Regions from separate parts of the Homo sapiens genome. Here region 2 is linked to region 1. A link is a contact called in ENCODE Hi-C or POLR2A ChIA-PET data. All regions are on one chromosome and are shown on one strand. The core of a region is the stretch at or near the end of the contact, and the rest is flanking DNA. Distances in the headings are between cores, read along the strand shown.

Evidence for each region. Hi-C counts contacts between places; a loop is a spot of excess contacts on that map. ChIA-PET counts read pairs that join two places held with the same protein, here RNA polymerase II (POLR2A). Pooled maps may share reads with other maps.
Region 2: a loop to region 1 is called in a map of ascending aorta, with 4 times the contacts of the local background. The contact joins two enhancer-like sites. A Hi-C loop is called at or near these places in 11 of 168 maps with a recorded cell type or tissue (Caco-2, IMR-90, PC-3 and 8 more), 5 of 37 single-sample maps with no recorded cell type and 12 of 50 pooled maps. POLR2A ChIA-PET finds 5 or more read pairs at or near these places in 6 of 52 experiments (AG04449, AG04450, GM12878 and 3 more).

The regions. Positions count from the first base shown.
Region 1 is chr3:192,831,395-192,836,026 of GRCh38, forward strand. The region is part of intron 1 of MB21D2 (Mab-21 domain containing 2); the gene reads right to left. Among named protein-coding and RNA genes, the nearest start is that of MB21D2, 84 kb to the right of the region's middle. Within about 2 kb of position 2,302, at least 4 of the 41 ENCODE cell types and tissues checked have a DNase peak (open chromatin) inside an H3K27ac peak, as active enhancers do; they include ascending aorta, where a contact is called at or near this core.
Region 2 is chr3:192,867,452-192,872,083 of GRCh38, forward strand. All of the region lies in intron 1 of MB21D2 (Mab-21 domain containing 2), which reads right to left. Among named protein-coding and RNA genes, the nearest start is that of MB21D2, 48 kb to the right of the region's middle. RefSeq lists an enhancer at 151-230. Within about 2 kb of position 2,005, at least 6 of the 41 ENCODE cell types and tissues checked have a DNase peak (open chromatin) inside an H3K27ac peak, as active enhancers do; they include ascending aorta, where a contact is called at or near this core.

The DNA of each region.
Region 1 (4,632 bases), core at 1,052-3,551:
GAAACTGTGAGATCATAAATGCTTAATGTTGTTTTAAGCCACTAAGTTTTGGAATAATTGTTTACTCAGCAGCAGCAAACTAGTACAAGAACAGAAAGATGGATCTGAGACTGGGTTTTCTCAACTAGTAGCAATTTTCCATAGTCACGTCACCTTCTTAGTATCTCAGATGACTCATCTGTGAAAGGAGCCATGGCAGTTCATCAAATCTTCAACACTTTTGGATATAAGATGCACCGTTGCTTTACAAATCACTAGAATAGTGAAAAATATTCAAATTCAGACAATCGATTCTAAGGTGCCTACTATTATTAGGGATGTACAATTGTGAGAAAGGGGAGCATCTTAAAAAAATCAATGAAATACAATTATTATACTTGTTCTGTCCACTACACAGAGATGGTGTAAGGATCAATGGAATAACAGATGAAAAGACTGGAAGGATGAAGGAACTTGATGGGCAGCATCCTGAAGCACCACAGCTTGAGAAGGGGAAATGACATTACAGTTATCCAAACTAGCTAATTAAACTGGCTCTGCTGGGCTTTGCCAACTCACTTTTAATGCTATTGCCTCAGGCTCCTATCACAATTTATACTCAAAATGACTGCTACAAAGCCCAGCTGAGAGGAAAAAAAACAGTCAAGGAGAACCATCCACAGCAGTGTTCCTTAAACCTGTTTGAGCATAAGAAATCACTTGGTGCCTTTGATAAATACACACCCAGGCCCCTTGCCTAGAGACTCTGATTCAGTAAATCTGCAGCTGGCATTGGAATCTGTATTTTAACAAGGGCCCCAGGCAGTTCTTACGAACACACAAGTTTCAAAACACTGATCTAAACAAGATAATATTGACACACTTACTGATATTTTTTCTTGGATCAAACTGTAATAGAAAATCACAAACCTAGATTGCCTTAGTTACATCTCCTCCCCATATAAAAATGCTTTCAACTAAGTGAAAGATTTTACTGAAGGCCAATGCAAAAAACTTGTCTTACCAAGTAAAGTTTATCATCAGCTGGAAAACTTACTTAAGTGATGGCAAATTACACTATTCAATGTTTATAATATTTAAAAATCTGCATAATAAGGATATGAAAGAGTATGTCTCGCCAGGTGCGGTGGGTCACGCCTGTAATCCCAGCACCTTGAGAGGCTGAGGCGGGCGGATCACGAGGTCAAGAGATTGAGACCAGCCTGGCCAACATGGTGAAACCCCATCGCTACTAAAAATACAAAAATTAGCTGGACGTGGTGGCGTGTGCCTGTAGTCCCAGCTACTCGGGAGGCTGGGGCAGGAGAATCACTTGGACCCGGGAGGCGGAGGTTGCAGTGAGCCGAGAGATCGAGCCACTGCACTCCAGCCTGGGCAACAGAATGAAACTCTGCCTGGAAAAGAAAAAGGGGACCGGGGGGAAGAGTACATCTACTGACAGACCTGTCTCTTTTAAATCAATCAATAAAAGTTGCTAGGCAACCATATTTTCCTTTTTTGCATAGACTGCCAGGAATCTTTTATCTAAAATTTATGCCCTCAAACAATAGCTATCTACCTATGTCAAATAAAACATTTCCTGTGAGATGTTAGCTTTGCCCTGTATTTTAATGGACACATTATAGTAAAATCTTTTTCCTTTAGACCTTTTTTTTTTTGGAAGAAAGCAGAAAACAAATTTTGAAGTCAATAATGTTAGGTCATTTTTGTTGTTGTTTCTAATCACATTCAGACTAAACAACTGTAACACAATTTCTAGCAATTCTTCCTTCAGTTGCTCAGGTTGTCTCCCCTCGTGGCAATCCCTTGGCCTGCTTTTAAAACACAAAACAAATGCTAACCCTATCTTGGCAAGGAAAGTCAATGACTCATTCAAGCCAAAGAGTTAAGAGACTAAACAAAAAATAATTTTAGCGCAGCTCCTCAAAAGGCTCTTCTTTTCTCTCTCAGATGTACAACATAATTTTCTGACAATCTGACGCAACTATGGCAGCACATTCAAGCCATTAAAAATCTTTTTTCTGCAAAAACAAAACAAAAACAAAAAACTTCCACTTCATTTTTAAACATCTCATTTGTGTGCCTTCAGTTTCGCAACAGAAATTCATCCTTGACCTAAACTTCTAAATATTCCACAAACAATAATTAAGTCACTAGGACCCTGCTGTGAAAAGGGCATTTTCTGACAGATGGGCTACGAAGTCAGAGCACAAAAATAGATTCTATGCTTTTCCAGCCTTACAGAGCAAGGAGACGTGGGGCAAGGGTTTCCATAATCAACCTTCAGAACAACCCTAGAACTCTGGGTGCACGTAGTGTCTCAAAAGGACATGACTAAGTTGTCAATACTTTAGAGCGTGGGATAGTGTTACTCGCTGTTGTTGCAATGAAGTTTTTCAATCTCTATGATTCTTCTCCTACCAGCCTGGCTGCCCAGGCTAACTTCACCCTCTTCTCCTTCTAGGGAAAGGTCTTTTCCTCTGTTGAGTCCTGCAGACTTCCCTCTCTTTCCATCAAGGCTAATCCCATCCTCCCCTGTATTCCCATGACACTCACAATATGGCATCACAAATGGTTGTCTCATATGTCTGTCTCTGCTACTGAACCAAGCAGCTTGAGGTCAACGATCTCAGTTCATTCATCTTTGAATTGCAGGACCAATCACACTGCAGGTACATGGTACATGGCAGGTACTCTGCCAATTTGTGTGAATGAATGAATCGAGTTCAGCAACACTGAGGTCCCTCAGATTCTCTGACTCAAATCCAGTTATGAGGCCGGGCATGGTGGCTCACACCTATAGTCCCAGCTACTCAGGAGGCTGATGTAGGAGAATCGCTTGAACCCAGGAAGTGGAAGTTGCAGTGAGCCAAGATCATGCCATTGCACTCCAGCCCAGACGACAAAGCGAGACTGCATCTCAAAAAAAAAAAACCAAACAAAACAAAACAAACAAAAAAACCCAAATCCAGTTATGATGCAAATAAGGACATGAGGACTGAGGAAGTAATTTTCCCCAGTTATATCAAAAAAAAAAAAAAAAAAGAAGAAGAAAGAAAAAAGACAAAAATCCAGATTTTCTCATCCCCATTCCACTGCTTTTCTATCATGCCTCCTCTTTGCACATGCTGTTTCTCCTGTGGGGCCACTCCTTTTTGTGTCTTCTGCCACTACTTTTCCGACCTTCCTGAGGTTTCTTAGCCCCTCCCAAGTCCTTCACATCTCAGCCAAGGAACAAAAACAAGGAAACCAAACACCACAAAGAAGTGCCAGCTGTTCTACCGTGAGAGCAAGACAAACTGGGAACACAAATGCAATGCTGGCAGAATTTCTTTCTGGGATAGACTGAAATGTTCCTTGAATTGCGCAGACAATTACTTTCTACCACAGGTACAGATGTTTGAGAGGATTGTTCTTTTTTTTTTTTTTTTTTTTGAGACAGAGTCTTGCTCTGACGCAGGCTGGAGTGCAGTGGCACGATCTCAGCTCACTGCAACCTCTGCCTCCCTGGTTCAAGCGATTCTCCTGCCTCAGCCTCCCGAGTAGCTGGGACTACAGGCGCATGCCACCATGCCCAGCTAATTTTTGTATTTTTAGTAGAGACAGGGTTTCACCATGTTGGCCAGGATGGTCTCAATCTCTTGACCTCGTGATCAGCTCACATCAGCCTCCCAAAGTGCTGGGATGACAGGCGTGAGCCACCACGCCTGGCCGATTGTTCACATTTTATTTGGCCAGGGATCTTTAGAAAGTGTCTTTAAAAAAAAAAAAAAAAAAAAGCTGGGTGCGGTGGCTTAAGCCTGTAATCCCAGCACTTTGGGAGGCTGAGGCGGGCAGCTCACGAGGTCAGGAGATCAAGACCATCCTGGCTAGCACGGTGAAACACCGTCTCTACAAAAAAATACAAAAAAATTAGCTGGGTGTGGTGGCGGGCACCTGTAGTCCCAGCTACTCGGGAGGTTGAGGCAAGAGAATGGCGTGAACCTGGGAGGTGGAGCTTGCAGTGAGCTGAAATCGCACCACTGCACTCCAGCCTGGGCGACACAGCGAGACTCTGTCTCAAAAAAAAAAAAAAAAAAAAAGTCTTAAAAACATACAAGCACATTTGCAAATTTTATTCCACTTAATCCAGAAAAATGCTAGGCCCTGATTCCCAAATCACTTATAGATTCCAGAAAAAAATGATGACAATTTGATCTAATTTCTTAAAACATTTTAACCGTCTGTTGGTCTAAAACTATTTATTAAGACATCAAGAATCATTTTCAGTCTTAACTCTGGAATTAAACTAAAAAATTTAGATGAATCACTTCTACTATTGTCTCTGTTCTACCTTTGCTTAAATATAACAAAACTCTGCCAACTTACAGATTTACTAGCCTTGATCCTAGAATTCATGGTGAAAAACCTGACCTCCTTTGGAAGATCAAGAAGAAGAAAGATTGGGGGAAAAAAAAAAAAAAGGCCTTCCCTCAGACAAAAAGCTTTTGATTACAGGATGTCACTATTTTCAGAATGTTCTTAGCACATTCCCAGTGAAGCACCATCATATCCTCCCTCTCTGGAGATGAAAAAAAGTCCCACCACTTCTAAGCTGGGTGTCTCTGAGGTGTTGGAGTGAGGCAATAGTGA
Region 2 (4,632 bases), core at 755-3,254, 36 kb after region 1:
GACACAGAGCAAAAGGAGAAGGTAGCAGAAAGTGGTGAGTACAGGTACTCTGGCTGGTTAGGGTACAGGTTTCTGTCCTGGTTGCTGTTTTTTATTTCTAAAGAGAGGGCTCAGAGAAATTGGACTAACTGCTGCTCCTCTCAGGCCTCAAGTTTTTCATCTGAGAAAAGGTTATGTGACTAGATGGTCACGGCAGGTGAAAGATGGCTGCATGCATATTCTTTGACACTCTCCCATCAAGAGGCTGGGGCTAGGTCCTGTGCCCTTGAATCTAAGAGGGCTCTGTGACTGCTTGACAGAGTAAGAGGGAAGTGATGGTTTGCTAGTTTTCAGCGTCAGGCCTTAAGAAACTGGCAGCTTCCACTTCATATCTCTTGGAATGTTCTCTCTGGGAGCCCGGATCTTCCGCATAAGGAAGCTAACTTAGACTAAGGCTGTCATGCTATGAGAAAGGCCAAGCTAATCACACAAAAAGGCTGGGGATGGGGGAGGAAGGAAGATTGGAATGAGGGAAGGGGAAAAATGCTTGGTCAGTGAGGTCCAGAAATCATACAGCAATTGTAGGCCATCCGCTTTGTACCCTGTCTGAATTTCTGACTCAAAGAATCACCAGATATAATAAGGTATTATTTTAAGCCACTAAGTTTGGGGGTAGTTTTATGCAGCAATCAGTAACGGATACAGGGATCTATAAATGCCCTTTTAGCCCTAACAACTCTGATTCTGTGATCTTCATGTGTGCCAGTGGTCCTCCAGCTCTTAGCCCATCCTCACTATGGCAGTCATATCCAAAAGATAGAAGGGCTAGGTGCATGCTTATATTGGACTCTCATTGTCTGACTCTACAGAATCCATCTTCCCAGTGAACTTGAAACACAAGAAGCAAGTGGAGCAGAGGGGAGAGAATCTCTTTGAAAACGCAGTGGGAGACAGAGCCAAGTAACGGAAAGAAACAAGGACTAGTGACATCATTTGACTCCTTTGATCAAGTCACCTCTAACCATGAACTTTTCACTGACAGTTAATAAATTAATATTTTGCTTAAGCAAGTTTGTATTAAGTTTTTTTTTTTAATTTTGCTGCTGCTGACACCCCTGCTACTTAATGGAAAGAGGATTTTCACTTGCCCTTGATTTTTTCCGTTCCTAAATAATCAGTCATCAGTGGCAAAATAAGGAATCATCTTAAAGGGGGAAAAGACATATAGGCAAATTTTTCAATATACCGAGGCTCCATTTTGTGGTCCATAAAATGAAAAGGTTGGTCTGTGCTATGCCCAAGGAAGGATGGTCTCTAATATCCCTAGGATTCTGTAAGTGCAACTCTTTCATACAATTCACTGCCACATATAATCATGAAAAGTAAGATAACCCAACAGACTGACATTAATGGCTAGCTAAGCAAACTATCATACAAAGCACAGTGGGAAATGACGTAGCCAATGAAATGCTAAGTTTGGGGACTATGCTACTAACCGGAACTATGTCCATGAAATAATACATTAAGTAATTAGGTAGGCCACAGACTAGTTGTTAAAAGAAATATACAGCATTTAGTAATGAAATAAGAGGAAGAGGGTGGATCACTTGAGGTCAGGAGTTCGAGACCAGCCTGGCCAACATGGTAAAACCCCATCTTTACTAAAAATACAAAAATTAGCTGGGCATGGTGGTGTGCCCCTGTAATCCCACTTACTCAGGAGGCTGAGTCAGAAGAATTGCTTGAGCCCGGGAGGCAGAGACTGCAGTGAGCCAAGATGGAGCCACTGCACTCCAGCCTCGGCGACAGAGTGAGACTCCATGTCAAAAAAAAAGAAAGGAAGGAAGGAAGGAAGGAGGGGAGGAGGGGAGGAGGGAAGGAGGGAAGGAGGGAAAAAGGGAAGGAGGGAAGGGAGGAAGGGAGGAAGGGAGGAAAGGAAGAAGGGAAGGAGAAGTGGAATAATGTGATAGGCTTGAGTAGTGGAGGAGACTGACACAGTGAATAAAACAATCCAAAACCTGAAAGCTGGCTCCAGCCGAGGCCTGATGATGTAACCATCCTGTCCCCAAATCACTGGAACAAACTCCAAGCACAACTATCCAGAGTCATGTAATATGTGTCTGACTCAACCCAGGCTCTAGTCACAGTTGGGTTTCCTGGCTTTCCCAAAGGAAAGTAAAAGCTTCCAATTACCCAGATTCTTACTGGCCTCTTGGTTCTGAAAACCCCCCTTTCTCCTCCCCATAAAAAGCCACTTGACCTCACCTTGCACTTGGGGCCATGGCCAGTTCTGCAGGAAGGAAGCATATCTGCCATCAATGAGCCTATTCCAGCCTGCACAGGACACAGCAACAAGCCTGCCACTGACATTATCAATAATGAAAAACATCACTGCTCCTTGAGCAGCCATCAGCAGTCTATAACCTGCTGAGCTGAGCTAGGAAAGGTACTCAAACAGCAGGAAATAAGGGAGCTTCAGCCTTTAAATTATATTACAGCCATGCAGAGCAATTCCAAGAAAAAAAATAAACTGCATATCAATAGTACTTGGATGGATGATGCTTAAGTGTGGAGCAAGATCCTGAGACTTATCAGAAAGCCTAGCTGAATGAATAAGGCTAATAATTATCATCATGAAATAAATTACACAACCAAATACGGATGCTCTTGGCCCACGACTGCTTAGACACACAATAACCTCAAAAGCACACAATCAGGACTGCCCCTCTGTCTTTCCTAATCCACAGGGAGGACTTCTGTAACACGAATCCCTAACACGGGTCAGGAAACCTAGTCAGGATTCCTGACTGTGTCTCTCTAGCAAATGGCATCCTCTGACCCTCAGCTTCTCATCTGTAAAAGGATTAAATAAGCCAGAAACATTTAAAGCCCAAGACTAGTGAGCACGACGAGTGAGCACATTGGATCTGATGGGCATTTCTGTCATGCTTACCCTTGTTCTTAGAAATGCAAAGGCTGGCCGGGCACACTGGCTCATGTCTGTAATCCCAGCACTTTGGGAGGCCGAGGTGGGTGGATCGCTTGAGGTCAGGAGTTTGAGACCAGCCTGGAAACATGGTGAAACCCCACCTTTACTAAAACTACAAAAATTAGCCAGGCATGGTGGCGCACGCCTGTAATCTCAGCTGGACATGGTGGTGCAAGCCTGTAATCCCAGGCTGAGGCAGGAGAATCACTGGAACCTGGGAGGTGGAGGCTGTAGTGAGCTGAGATTGCACCACTGCACTCCAGCCTGGGCGACTCCGTTGAAAAAAAAAAAAAAAAAAAAGGAAGGAGAGAAGAAGGAAGGAAGGAAGGAAGATTGCAAAGGCTAACAAGTTCGAGGAGTTTAAAAAAAAAATGCAAAACCGATGTAGAAACAGGGAGATAGTTTCTCATCATATCTCTTAAGGCCAAAATATATTATGACCCAACTGGGAATGGTTTCCTGTGGCTATTTTAATTCTATACCTCTCTCCTTCCAACCAATGTGAGGACAGTTGGTTATTACCACCCTCAGAGCAAATGTTGGATGCAACTTCTCAACCACACATTGTTGTTGTCATCACAAATGTTATCTGAATTGTAACATGGGGATAAGGACGTCTGCTCTGCCAAGTTCAGAGGTTATTAAAAGGCCATCAATGGGGATCATGAACATGAAAGTTTCCACCTGTGAAGCTTCAACTCACACGGAACATGGGCATATTCACGAAGGCACGGACTGAGTCCATCTATTCTCATAGAATCCACTTTCCACCCACCCCGCCCTTGTTGACAATCACCTGGCATGATGAAAAGTTACACATACTTGCAAACTGAGTGCACCCAGGCTTACTAGAAAAGGAAGGATACTACCTTATGAAAAATGACGGTTATTTAGGGGTTGATGGACCTACTAAATATAGATTACTTATGCCAAAAATGTGGCCCTTGTATATACTTCAATTTTTCAGCAAATCTCTCTTGAGCATTTACTGTTTACCCGACACTGAGAGGGATACAGGGATACAGTAGAACACAGAATAACACAGAGTCTGTCCTCATGGAGATTATGTTCTATAAAGAAGAGCTGATATTGTATAACAACGAATAGACATTAGAGGTGCAGGTATGGGAATAAAACAAAAACCTAGCCTCGTTTGCAGAGTCAGGGAAGAAGGTCAAAGAATAAGGAAGGCAAAGCATGTTCCAAGGTCTGAAGCCAAGAGTGGTCAGGATAAAGGGCCTCAAAAAAACTCAGAGCCAAGAGAATGAAGAGGGTGGAGGCCAAAGATGGGCTGTGGAGGTGGGGAGAAGCCAAACGGCCCTTAAAACAGGTTAACAGGGATGCTTTTTAACTATAGAGGGAAGTGACATGATGGGGATGACAGAGGGGAGTGACATGATGGGGACAACACTGTTTGCAGCAAGGGGGGTGAGGGGAAATTACTTGGACTCTCCCGGGTGGTTCAAAAGGCCCTGCAGTAACTAGAAATGCCCTTGGGTACTGGATAGAGACATCACGTGGTGCTGAAACAGAAAAACCACCGGTGCAGTAGATGGAGGTAGAGCTGAACTAATCTTATGACATATCCTAAACATTTCACTCATTTTCTTTTATATAATCACAATCCAAGTTTGTCTCTCATAAAACTGAGGTGTGGAAATAAT